Regions from separate parts of the Homo sapiens genome. Here all the other regions are linked to region 1. Evidence: chromatin contacts called from ENCODE Hi-C or POLR2A ChIA-PET data. All regions are on one chromosome and are shown on one strand. The core of a region is the stretch at or near the end of the contact, and the rest is flanking DNA. Distances in the headings are between cores, read along the strand shown.

Region 1 (3,300 bases), core at 227-2,726:
TTAAAGTAACAGATTAAGGTAGAAAATTATGGTAAAATTTAGAAAAAGATTAAAAGGATAAAATATACAGTGTAAAGTCAAGAATAGACCACGTGAAAAGTAAAAATGCTAGACCCATAAGATTTAGAAAGGTAAAATCACGACAAACCTAAAATAAGCTGAAGGATAAACAGAGAGAACAAAAATAGAGAGGTGACAAAAGACTAAAGGAGGAATTACATACAATCAAAATGTTAAAACTTGCTAAAATTTAACTCTAAATCCCCAAGCATTTATGGAATAAAGGTCTGGAAAAATAAGCTCCCATTACTTAAGAAGAAACAAAGCTGACAAGCCACATGACTTACTAAGAGCAGCCTCTGAGCCTACACAACCCTCATGGGTTGGGGGCTCCAGTCGGGTTTCTTGAGGGCAGTGCAGGGGGGCCTGAATTGCCAGGGTATGTGTATTAGTCTGTTCTCATGCTGCTGATAAAGACATACCCTAGACTGGGTAATTTATACAGGAAAATGCATGTAATGGACTTATAGTTCCACATGGTTGGGGAGGCCTCACAGACCTGGTGGAAGGCAAGGAGGAGCAAGTCACATCTTATGTGGATGGCGGCAGATAAAAAGAGAGCTTGTGCAGGGCAACTCCCATTTTAAAAACTATCAGCTCTCGTAAGGCCTGTTCACTATTATGAGAACAGCATGGGAAAGACCTGCCCCCATAATTCAATCATCTGTCACTGTGTCCCTCCGACAACATGTGGGAATTATGGGAGCTACAAGATGAGATTCAGGTGGGGATACAGAGCCAAACCAGATCAGCGCGTGACCTCTCATGTATCTGTTTAATGCCAACAGCAAGCCTGCTGGTCAACAGCAAGCAGAGCTCATATCTGCTATGTCAACAGCAATTCCAAGGAAGGGAATTCCTCCAAAGGTTGTTGGCAGGATAGCTTCTGTATAGTAAGCACTCAACTATTATTGTTATCTATGGACATTAATCTTGAGTGTTGACTTTTGAATCAAAAATACATTGTACTTTGGGCAGGGTCAGGAAAGTAGAATCCAAAAGTAAGTCATATTGAGATAAAATTATACACCATACTTGGGTACATTTTACTTTCCATTTTGAGGTGTGGATACTGTGTGTGTGTGTGTGTGTGTGTGTGTGTGTGTGTGTGTGTGTACTAAAGCACATAATCCAGGAGATGAATTTCAAAATTTCCATGTGATAGGTTTATTTTTAAATGAAATGAAATTTTGGATGTGAATTTTGGTTACTTTGCTCAACTCCCCAAGGCCTCTGGCTCATTCTTTCTGCCTATGCGAGTTTTCAGAGGGAAAGAATAAAAACATAATCTTAGAAATGTTCTCATCCCCAGGTGAACTCCTTTTACAGTCTTTTCACACAAGAGACTAGAATTTATTCACAATGTTAGTAAAAGGGTGAGAAATTTCTTTACACTTAACCCAACCTCAGAGCTCATATCTGCTATGTCAACAGAATATACTCACACCTACAGCTTGGTTTCACAGAGCTACAGAGTCAGTGGAAATGCCAGGCTGAAGTTTTGGAGAACAAATCCGTATGAAATAATATCCCTGTGGCAAAATACAGAATAATGACTTGGGCCTTTGTGGATAAAATACGCAAAAGCTGAATTTAAGTGTTCTTAATTGGATCTTTGAAGGTTCAGATAGAAACCTAGGGGGTGGCCTGTTGGCCAGGCCAGGTCTGAAGGGTGGAGTGGGAAGAGAAGTCTCTTCATTGGAGTATTATGTTCCCTGATATCTTATATTTCTAGCAGAAGAGGCTTTTTGTCATTTTGGGGCTATACTCTATGTTCTCTCTGGGGAAACACCCTACTCCATTTTCAGTCCAACCCTCCCACCTGGTTTGGGCAGGACTAGTTTCAGTTCTGTCATTTGCAACTAAAAGGGTACAGACAAATTCTGACTTTTGAGGTTTTGCAATCAGCCAACAGGGCTGCAATGGGGAACTAGCTGCTCCCACTCAAGCGCTTTGACTGGGCTTTAATAGAAGTATTGCGCCCTCTGCTGGCAGAGGATTAGCATTGACCAGATCTCAAGGACGATGTGACAGAAAGCATTTTAGAGCCAGTCCTGGAGTCAAGGTCTTTCTCCTCCATATGCAAGCTGTTTTGCTTTGCTTAAGTAATGTTACTTCTATAAGTCTGCATTTTTGTATCTTAAAAATATTAATGTCAGAAACTACCTTTCAAGACTCTTTGATGAGTACATAAATGGCCATGTGAAAAGTACTTAATCGTTGAAAGATACTATTATAAGACAGTTTTGGCGAAGAAAGTCAGACTGTTTATCAAGTTTTTTCATGGTTCTAAAATATGATATTCAATGTTATTGGTTCTCTGGAGCTGAGAAAACATACATACATTGTATCAACTGAAGAAACTATTGTTATAGAATGTAGAGTACTAATATTAGTAAAGTTCTTAGAAATTTTCAGGTGAGAAATGTATAACAAATCAGATATGCCAAAAAGTCCCTTTATAAAATTTAATATACATTTCCAGTAGAAGTATTAGATAAAATAGACATTAATGGGTTTTCCTTTAACATGATTTTATATATGTATGAGAGACAGAGACACAGGAGAGAGGGAGGGAGAGAGAGAGAAAGAGAAAGAGAATATTATAATGGAGTAATACTAGAATACTGGAAACATTCCCACTAAGGCAAGAAACAAGGTAAAAATGTCTGCCATCTCCATTACTATTTAACATCATATTGGAGACATTAGTATACTAGTTAAAAAATTGGGGCATAAGACTTGGAAAAGTAGTTAAACTCTCTCCATTTGCAGTTGATATGACAGTATATCTGGAAAACCCAATAGAATAAATGATGACTCTAAATGAACAAAAGACCTCAGTAAGTTAGCAGGCTACAAAATGAGTGTACAAAAATCACACGTGTGTGTGAGTGTAAATGTGTGTGTATGTAAATGATAGCTAGTTAGAAGATAAAAGAAGAAAAAATTCAATTTGCAATAATGACAAAAATATAAAATACTTGAAAGTAAACTTAAGAGGTAATGTGTAAAATCCATATGAGGAAAAGTTTAAAACATTCCTAAAAGACAAATGGAAATATTTCTTGGTCTTGGATAAGATAACTTGACATTATGATGAAATAAATTATCTCTAATTTAATACCACCCTAATAAAATTGCAATATGTAGTTTTCCTGGGACTACAGAAATTGATTCCAAAGTTCATGTGGATAAACAAACATATATGCTTAAATAGGAAAACCAGTAAAAAAGGTC
Region 2 (3,300 bases), core at 331-2,830, 250 kb after region 1:
TTATAACTGTAGTGAAATTGGCATCACATTCTAAATAAGGGACCGAGCTATTCTTGTAGGAAATATAAACCTGGTATGAAAAGTAAGTGCTTATCAATAACACTTCCAGGAAGCAATTTTTACTCCGGGGCAATTTGCTGTGCATGCTGGGTCACTGCTGAGTTCAATGCTTCAGAACTTTAGATGATGAAAATGCCTTTCTTCCACATTACGTGCACTGCTGAGTTTCAGTTGGAAGGGTCCTTAGAGACCACCTGGTCCAACCCCCTTTTGCTTTTTATTTTCTTTCTTTTTTTTTTTTTTTAGGGGACAGGGTCTCACTCCATTGCCCAAGCTGGAGTGCAATGGCATGAGCACAGCTCACTGCAGCCTTGAACTCCTGGTTCAAGCAATCCCACCACCTCAGCCTCACACACAGCTGGGACTTGTCAATGAAAAGAGTCAAACTCAGTAAAATATTTGAAAAAAACGTATTCTGAGCCAGGTTTGAGTGACCCATAGCCCATGACGCAGCCCTCAGGAGATGCTGAGAATATGTGTCCAAGGTGGTTGGGCCACAACTTGGTTTCACACATTTTAGGGAGACATAAGGCATCAATCCATACATGTAACATATACATTGGTTTGGTTCAGAAAGGCAGGTTAAATGGAAGCTGCGGGCTTTCAGATCATAGGTAGAACCAAAGATTTTCTGATTGGCAATTGATTGAAATAGTTATTATCTAAAGACTTAGAAAGAGTGTTTTGGTTAAGATAAAGGGTTGTGGAGACTAAGGTTTTATTACACAAGCGAAGCCTCTAGGTAGCAGGATTTAGAGAGAATAGATTGCAAATGTTTCCTGTCAGACTCAAAAAGTCTTTTCTATGAGTAATTCCAAAAGGGAGGAGGGTATAATGGAGCATGTCTAGCACCCCCTTCCCATCATGGACTGAACTGGATTTTCAGGTTAACTTTGGAATGCCCTTGGCCAAGAGAAGAGGCCCATTCAGATGGTTGGGGGGCCTTAGAATTTTATTTTTGGTTTACAGACTATAGGTATGCACCACCATGCCTGGATCCCCCTTATTTTTCAATTAAGAAAGCACTCCAGGGTGGTTAACTACTTACGCAAATATTACAGAGTTATTTGAGATTTGTGATAAGAATCTGGTCTTGCAATTCTTGGTTCATTATTCTTTCCTTTACTGCAAGTAGGTAAGAAGATAAATCATGGGTATGGTTTATTGTCAGTGTCCTAGGGTGACAGAGAATCAGTTTTGGGGAAAATAGGTTAATTACAAAGCTTTCCAGAAGACTTGTTCCTCAGAAACTAAATTACATATCTTCTTTTCCTGCTCCCAATCATTGCCTCTCATGCAGGATTAGGCCAAGCAGGTGGGAAGAGAACTGAATACTAGAGGGTCTTAGAGAAAATGAAGTTTAGCCAGTCATTCATAGAAGAGGAACTGAAACTTATTTCACAGAGAGGTTAAGCAACCTTCATTCTCCCTTTAGTGAAAGAGGCAAATATTCTTTAGAAACCCATGTGACAGCTTCGTTCTCTTGCAGCTGATTTTGAATCTTGCAGTTAATCATGATCTCTGGGCCATGGGCCTTATTGTCTTGAGGCTCTCATTTTACTGATTGATAAAGCAGAAAAACAGAGAAGTGGTGTGATGTGGCGAGAAAGTGCTAGCAGGAAATGAGATAGCTATTACCACCCAGGGCTCTCCTGTTTCTCTCTGCAAGACTCCTTTGGAAATCTTGCATTGCCTTCCCCTTTCTGAGTAATTCCGCGGGGCTTCATTTAGATTGTGCTCATTTGCATTAACTCTCATAACGAAGAGGTGTATTACCAACTGAAATGGAAAAAGGCCTGTGGTTACTTTGTGTCTTCTCTGCTGTCTCTGGTCTCTGGGACCAGAACTCATCCTCAGTACCGAGAGCCAAAGAGGAGCTGACCATGGATTAGATGAAATAAGGTACTGTGTACCTGACACCCAGGAAATAGTCAGTGTTTCTTACCTCCTAGTATTGTTGCAAAATGAAGCAGAATACAGTATATCTTTTGATTCAAAGGTGTCATTAGGCCTTATAACTATTAACCAATTAACAGGTTAATATTTTAGCTTGCACTTTTGCTTTAAAATCTGAATATTGCATGTTAATTTAAAATATGGTTTGTTAGGAGTGTGGTAGGAATATAACTTGTTTGAAATTGACATCAATGTCTAAAATGAAAAACCATGCATCCCAAAACATGGTGATTACCAGCGGAAGGTCAGGAAAACATGCTTCTCTTCTGCAGATGGAGGTACAATGAGGTGTTTGACAGGGGCTTATGTTCCCAACACACCTGGCCTGGACTCTGCATGGAGAAAAAGGTTTGTTCACTAGACTGAGATTTCGAAGGGTAGAGTATTTGTAGAGAGAAGCCAGGTCTCCAGTGTTGCTGGGTTTGGGGAAAGCCTGTAATGGATTCAGGTGTCCAGGTGAGAACAGCTTTCTGACAAATGTGCTGCTGAGGGTGATGTTCTCTCAGCACGTGGCCTGTGAGCTCTCAGTGATGCTCCAGCCAGCAGGAGTACACCAATAAGCCTGACTCTCTGCCAATAGCTGGGGCCAGAGGTCTCGTCCTCATTTTTCACTGGTACCTGGCAGGCAAAATTCCTATCCAGGAGGGAATGGTAGCTCTGGACAGTTGTATAAATATGCTATCAAAATTTGAGAGGCAGAAAGCAAATGACAGGAGGCCAGACCCTCCTTGGAGTCATCAGTCCACTCAAAGTCCCTAGACCCCTTGCTCAATAATTTCACTTTAGTCCACATAATTCCAAGAGGACTAACTAAGGTTTTCATTACAGTGGTCTCTTCTGGCAGTAAGGGTCTGCTCAAATAGCTCTAGTGGACAGAGGCCACAGACATCTGTTAGTGCCAACCTCAGAAAATCCCACTATAAGTTTCTGTTATATTTTTATTTTTTCAATGAAGCTCTTTACCTAGACACAAAGGTGATGGAGAAGTGTTTCCTCCCTATCAAAAAATACTTTGAATTTTTCAAAGAAATTTCATTTTCCTTGAACAATACAGACAAAATCAAATAATGCATAAGCACTCATAATCTCTGACCCTCCCTTTGCCCATAAAGAACATTCTGGAAATTCTAGCATTGTTAACTTGGTACTTCCCTTACACTATCCTATCCTTCCTACCTTCCTTCTCTCTCCTCTATTCTACTCTCCTTGGTGGTCATTTTTATTATTATGAGGTCTAGTTTATTGGACAAGAGGAGAAGTGTTAGCTAGAGAATTTATACTGGA
Region 3 (3,300 bases), core at 474-2,973, 220 kb before region 1:
GACAAATTGCAACATCCATTTTTGATAAAACAAGAGTAACTCAGCAAACTAGGACTATTTCTCTATCTATAAAAGGTTATCTACAAAAATTCTTCAAAAAGTGTCATATGTAATAAGATTCTCCCTAAGATTAGAACAAGATAAAGACATCTGCACAAATACAAAAGGGAAGACAAAAAAAAAAAAAAACAAAAGGTATACAGATTGGAAAGGAATAAACTGCCTTTCGTTGCAGATGACATAATTGTGTATGTACATAAATCCTAAGCAAATTACTAAAAAGCTATCAAAACTAATAAATGAATTAAGCAAGACGGCAAGATAAAAGGTCAATATACAAAAGTTAAATATATTTCATATTCTGGAAACATGGAAAATGAAATTAAGAATGCAGTTCCATTTACAAAATCATCAAAAATACAAAATACTTAGAAACAGTTAATAAGAGATGTGCAGGGAGTACACATGAAGACTATAAGACATAGCTAAGAAAGAGATCTAAGAAAACCCAGCTATATTTGTTCATAGATCAGAAGGCTCAATGTTGTTAAGATGGCAATTCTTCCCATAATGATCTGCATATAGAAGACAATCCTAATAAAAATCCCAGCAGAATATTTTATAGAAATCAATAAACTAATTCTAAAATTCATATGGAGATGCAAAGAACCTAACAGCCAAGGGATCTGAATGAAAAACAACAATGGTGAAGGACTTAACAATATCTGACTTAAAGAGTTATGAAGGGCTGGGTGCGGTAGCTCATGCCTGTAATCCCAGCACTTTGGGAGGCCGAGGCGAGTGGATCACTTGAGGTCAGGAGTTTGAAACCAGCCTGACCAACATGGTGAAACCCTGTCTCTACTGAAAATACAAAAAAAACTAGCCGGGCGTGGTGGCAGGCGCCTGCAATCCCAGCTACTCGGGAAGCTGAGGCAGGAGAATCACTTGAACCTGGGAAGCAGAGGTTGCAGTGAGCTGAAATCACGCCACTGCACTCCAGCCTCGGCAGCAGAGCAAGACTCGTCTCAGGAAAAAAAAAAAAAAAGTTATAAAGCTAGTCATCAAAAGAGTGGTACTGGTGTAAGAACAGACAAATATCAATTGGACAGAATAAAGTAAACACACACACACAATTTTCAAGAAAGGTTTCCAGGTAATTAAATGGGGAAAAAAAATCTTTGCAACAAATGATGCTACAACAACTGAATAGCAATATGCAATTTAAAAAAAATGACATGAAGACTTGAATAGATATTTCACAACAAAAGATATGATTAACATCAAATAAACACATGAAAAGACATTTAATATCACTAGACATTAGAGAAATGCAAGTTAAAACCAAAGTGAGATATTACTATACAGGCAACTGGCATAATAAATATGGCTATAATTTAAAAATGGACACACAAAGTGTAACTGAAGATGTGGAATAAATGATTATGTGGTGAACAGAATTCTTAGGTAGCCCTTTGAAATTCTGAACCCCTTGTATACATACTTTTTCTCCCAATTACTAAATCAAACACTCATCTAGTTACTGCTGCAGAAGGATTTTGCACATGTAATTAAGGTCCCAAATCAACCACCTCTGGATAAGATTTATCCAGGTGGCCCTGACCTGTAAGAGCCCTTTAAAAGCAATTTTCCCTGTGTGGTCTAAGAAGGTGAAAATGAAAGAGTCAAAGCAGGAGAGGAATTCAACACAAGGGAAGTGGAGAGGCCACATGGCATTGAATGCAGGCAGCCTGACGGGGATAAGAGTGACCTCTAGTGAACAGGAGCAAGGAAACAGAGTGCTCAATCTCATAAGGGCAAAGAGCTGAATTCTGCCAATAACGTGAACAGCTTGGAAAGCAGACTTCCCCAGAACCTCCACAGGAGAACTTGGTCTGGATGGCATCTTGATTTCAGCCTTGTGATACTCTGAAGGGAACCCAGTCATGCAGTGGTGAGCTTCTGATTTGCAGAACTATGAAATAATAAATGAGTGCTGTTTTAGACTACTATGTTTATGGGAATTTGTTACACAGCAACAGAAAACTAATATCCAAACTTATAGTGTATGCGGCTAAAAATAAAAACACTGACATACCAAAGTGTTGGTGAAGATGTAGAGCAAATGAAAATTTTATATCTTGCTAGTGGGAACTCAAAATTGTACCGCTATTTCAAAAAAACAGTGTGTTGGACTCTTAGTGTAACCAGAAATGAAAACATGTCCACACAGAAATCTGTACTCACATGTCCACAGCAGCTTTATTCAGCTTTATTCTTAATAGACCAATCTGGAAACAACCTAAATGTCTTCAACTGGTGAACAGATAAACTGTTATATCCAGACAATGGAGTACTATTCGGTAATGAATAGGAAAAGACTACTAATACACCCAATAACATAATGAATCTCAAAAGCAATATGCTAAGTAAAAGAAACCAGACACAAAAAGCTATGTGCTGTATGGTTCCATTTATAAATGCTACAAAAAAACAAACTACAGTAACTGAAAGTTAAGGTGTTGTGGGGTAGAGGGGGAGAACAGGGAGTGAACACAAAAGGGTACCAGGTAACATTTCAGGGTGATAGACCTATTCTACATCTTGACTGTGGTGATTACAAAACTATATACATTTATCAAGGCACATTAACTATGCACTTAAAACTAGTTAGTTTTTACCATAGGTAAGTTGTACCTCAATAAAGCTGATTTTTATAACTCAAAATATTAAGGACCTTAGTCCCAAATATAATGGAATTGCTTAATACATAATTTTAGTCTCCAGTTTAGAAACAATCTCATCACTTTCTTTAAAACAATAAAGTTTCACAGCTGTCATATTATTCAAAATTCAAACTATATGGATTTATTTTTATAAGACACATTTCAAGGTAATGTATTCATAGCAAATAACATTTTCCAGATTAATCTTACAGAATCATGAGACACCAAAAACTATTTACACTTACAGTAATCTTGACATTTATAATTCATCCCTTAGTCTCCTTCCCTGATTTTAAACTCCATGAAGGCACCAACTGTCTTACTATCTTTTGATATCCTTTGCCAGATTTAACATTGTCCTAAATTTACTTTAAAGGAAGAATTTGATTAGGTGCATGGTAAAAGTCTGGAACGGTTTAAGTCCTAATTTAAGCATCAATGCGTTAAAGTACAAGGTTAGATTAAGGGCATTAGAAGACCCGAATTCTTAAAAGTCCAGTTATTCAAGCACTTTAGATTTTCTCTTTCCTTTTGATGCTCACTTTTTATAATGAGTATTAAGCATTTGGATCTG
Region 4 (3,300 bases), core at 354-2,853, 150 kb before region 1:
GAAGTCATACTGATTTGGATTTTCATTCTGTCTCCTCTGCTCACAATAGCTATATGACCTTGGGCAGGTAGCCTAACCTCTCTGAGCTTAATAGCCTCATTTTAAAAATGGAAATCATATGTACTCTTCAGGATGATTTTGAAAATTAAATGAGATCATATATATAAAATGTCTGCCATACAAAAGATAGTCAATGAATGCTAATTTTGTCTTTCCTTTCCTCATTTAATTCATCTCTCTACCTCCAAATACAGCCTTATCAAAACTAGGTCAGTCATAATTTATCTTATTTTTTAAGACCATGGAAGGAAAAAAAGATGGTTTAATCCTTCTCCTAATCCATATTGTGACTTCTAACTTTCTCTGGCAGGAAATGATTTCTTAGAACCAACTTCAGACCATTACTTTTTTCTTTTTGGAGAAGTTTTACTTTACTGTCTTCAGCAGAAAAGGAGAGTAGGTGGTCTGGATTCCCCAGATGTGGATCAGGAAAGGCAAGGTTATGCTGAAGTAATGAACAACCCCAGAATCTTAGTGATGGTTTATAGAATAGTTTCTTGTTCATCTCTCCACCCCAAAAAAGCAGATTGATACAACATAAAGGACAGATAAGGGATAAAGCAAATATACCAAAATGTTAACTGTGAAATTCAGGTGATAGATATGGGAATGTGTGTTATGCAAGTCTTTCAACTTTTCTATACATTTCAACATTTTTCACGATAAAATATTGGGAGAAAAGTTTATTTCTCACTTATGCTATGGGTCCAACAAAAGGTGGCTAGGGTTCCATGCCGTATCTTCTCACTCCAGGACCTAAGGTGATCAATCATCTTGAAAGTGGCTATTTGCCATGGCAAAGGGAAAGAGAGTTCTGTTGGCATTGCACAGACTGTTGGATAATTTCAGCCTGAAATGACATGTGTCACTTCTGCTTACAACTCATTGGCCAGAGCTACCAGCACATGGCCTTAGCCCAGGCCATGGAGGTCAGATCCTATCATGTGCCTCGACGGGGGAGGGCTGGAAACATTTGGTAAGCAGCACAAGTAATTACCCTGATGAAAATAAACAACTTCATAAACTTCAAAGAATAACATACCTTAGGACTATCATTAATAATACGAACGTGACAAGGCAAATTCACTGGAAGCAATGTCAGTAAAAGAATTCAGAAACTTTTTTCTTTCTCATCCACTTTCCTTCTTTTAGTCTCCTTTAAAGGGAGCAGGAGAACTAACCCCGTAAAGGCTAACAGATTGCAAACTTCTTGCTGGCTGGTTTGCAGCCGGCCGGCCAGCCAGCCAGCCAGCCAGCCAGCTCTTTCTAGAATCTCATCACCTTTTTGTTGAGTCAGCTCATTTTCCCTGAGTCAGTAAGAAGATGTGGAAGCTGTCCAGAGATCTTAAGAAAAGCAGAAGTTAGGTTGAGGGTGGTAAAGCTTTTCAGAAATAGGATAATAAAATATCTGAGTAAACAATATTTCAATATTTTTCTTGACTCAACGTTTTAGAGGAGTCAGGAAAGACTTCATAGTGACATTTAAGCTGGCACTTGAAGGCGTTTGCAAGGTAGGAAATGGAGTAGGGCGTTCCAAGCAGAGGGAACAGGCTGTGCAGTGGCAAGGAAACTGCTTTGGACTTGGTAGATCTGCAGGAGAATAAGAAATTCACTGTGACCAGAGACTAGAATGCCTGTCAGGATTACTGTTAAAGTACTAGCGTAGGGCCAAAAATACTGTATTTTTCATTTGTTAGCAAGTGGGAAATGAAATACCCTACTTGTTAAGGAAAAATTTTAGTCTTACCTAGTGCTCTAATAGTAGTTAACATGGCTTCAAAGAGAAAAGATTATATGCAAGTAATTTGCTATAAAGAGAACTATAGGCAAATGAGTTTCTAGCAACTGAATACTTCTGTTTGTTGGCAACAATTGTTGGCAACAATTAATATATCCACAGAAACTTTCTTTGGGAAAACAAGTTACCTACTAGGCTGCAAACAAATTAAGGCAAAACTACCAGGTTATAAAAACAAACACTGCAGGAGAGTGGGCAGGTAATGAGGTGATTTTAAATGAAATACATTTGTCAAGAGAACAGTGATGGGGAGAAGAAAAACAAGGAGCTTTACGTATGATATATCATTTAATCCTAACACATGTTGTGAAGTGAATGTTATTATCACCATTTCATAAATGTGAAAACTAAAGATCAAATAAAGTAGCTTCTTATAAAATGAGCTGTTTAAATTTGAGCCTTATTTTTGAATCTCTGAGACATTTTTCCTCTGTAAAATGGAGACATGACACATCCTGCCTACCTCACAGGGTGGTTAAGAGGATTAAAAGAAATAACAAAAGAAATTGACATCATTCTTGACCTTGACTTTTTAATCAGAAAATCTTAAGTTTTCTGATTCTGTCTTGATGTTTGTATATTCTTCAAAACTATGTCTTTATATAGGAAACTTAAGATGGCTGTTTGTGGAAAAAGTCTTTCTAGCATATCTTAAAATATGCTATTTTAAACTATTTTTAAATAATTAAAAATTTTACCTTTCCAAGCATCAAAATAGAGTATAACGTTTGGCCATTATCTGAAATCCATTCATGGAATATTTTAGGAAAATAAGTTTTATTTTTTAAACTCCTTTAGTTTTTCTCTTGGCATTTTAAATAATTTTGTTTGAAAATGTATCGCTCCTTTTCTTTTTTTCTTTTTTTTTGAGACAGAGTCTTGCTGTGTCACCCAGGCTGGAGTGTAGTGGCAGGATCTCAGCTCACTGCAACCTCCACTTCCAGGGCTCAAGAGATCCTTCCACCTCAGTCTCCTGAGTAGCTGGGACCACAGTTGCACACCACCACGCCCAGCTAATTTTTGTGTTTTTCATAGAGACATGGTTTGGCCATGTTGCCTAGGCTGGTCTCAAACTCCTGGGCTCAAGCGAGCCACCTGCATTGGCCCCCCAAAGTGCTGGGATTACAGACATGAGCCAACGTGCCCAGGCTCCCTTTCTTTTTTAATGAAATATACCAAATAATGATATTATGTGCCAGGAACTGTTCTGAAGGTTTAATGTACATTAACTTATTTAATCCTCATAACCATTCTGCAAGGTAAATACTATTATCTCCATTTTCCAAATGAGAAAATTGAGGCACAGAGGTATTAAGTGACTTGCCTAAGACCACACAGCTAATAAACAGCTGAGCTGGGATTTAAATTGAGGTATTTTTGCCCAGAATCTGAACTTTTTTTTTTTTTTTTTTTTTTTGAGAAGGAGTCTCCTCTGAAGCCCA

What was found. A loop is a pair of places that touch in the nucleus more often than their neighbours do. ChIA-PET counts read pairs that join two places held with the same protein, here RNA polymerase II (POLR2A). Pooled maps may share reads with other maps.
Region 2: a pooled map shows a loop between it and region 1 (5-fold over the local background). The contact joins two enhancer-like sites. A Hi-C loop is called at or near these places in 4 of 50 pooled maps. POLR2A ChIA-PET finds 5 or more read pairs at or near these places in 2 of 52 experiments (OCI-LY7 and PC-9).
Region 3: a pooled map shows a loop between it and region 1 (3-fold over the local background). The contact joins two enhancer-like sites. A Hi-C loop is called at or near these places in 1 of 37 single-sample maps with no recorded cell type and 4 of 50 pooled maps. POLR2A ChIA-PET finds 5 or more read pairs at or near these places in 2 of 52 experiments (activated CD8-positive, alpha-beta memory T cell and activated T-cell).
Region 4: a map of PC-9 shows a loop between it and region 1 (7-fold over the local background). The contact joins two enhancer-like sites. A Hi-C loop is called at or near these places in 35 of 168 maps with a recorded cell type or tissue (B cell, CD14-positive monocyte, CD4-positive, alpha-beta T cell and 26 more), 36 of 37 single-sample maps with no recorded cell type and 30 of 50 pooled maps. POLR2A ChIA-PET finds 5 or more read pairs at or near these places in 4 of 52 experiments (MCF 10A, PC-3, activated CD4-positive, alpha-beta T cell and 1 more).

What each region holds. Positions count from the first base shown.
Region 1 is chr2:68,439,880-68,443,179 of GRCh38, forward strand. No RefSeq gene overlaps it. Among named protein-coding and RNA genes, the nearest start is that of FBXO48, 26 kb to the right of the region's middle. RefSeq lists enhancers at 1,542-1,591, 1,682-1,731 and a silencer at 1,922-2,161. Within about 2 kb of position 1,477, at least 9 of the 41 ENCODE cell types and tissues checked have a DNase peak (open chromatin) inside an H3K27ac peak, as active enhancers do.
Region 2 is chr2:68,688,576-68,691,875 of GRCh38, forward strand. No RefSeq gene overlaps it. Among named protein-coding and RNA genes, the nearest start is that of ARHGAP25, 45 kb to the right of the region's middle. Within about 2 kb of position 1,581, at least 4 of the 41 ENCODE cell types and tissues checked have a DNase peak (open chromatin) inside an H3K27ac peak, as active enhancers do.
Region 3 is chr2:68,223,633-68,226,932 of GRCh38, forward strand. The region is part of intron 1 of PPP3R1 (protein phosphatase 3 regulatory subunit B, alpha); the gene reads right to left. Among named protein-coding and RNA genes, the nearest start is that of PPP3R1-AS1, 26 kb to the right of the region's middle. Within about 2 kb of position 1,724, at least 7 of the 41 ENCODE cell types and tissues checked have a DNase peak (open chromatin) inside an H3K27ac peak, as active enhancers do.
Region 4 is chr2:68,286,773-68,290,072 of GRCh38, forward strand. The region is part of intron 1 of PPP3R1-AS1 (PPP3R1 and CNRIP1 antisense RNA 1); the gene reads left to right. It also overlaps a transcript of CNRIP1 not described here. Among named protein-coding and RNA genes, the nearest start is that of CNRIP1, 32 kb to the right of the region's middle. Within about 2 kb of position 1,604, at least 8 of the 41 ENCODE cell types and tissues checked have a DNase peak (open chromatin) inside an H3K27ac peak, as active enhancers do.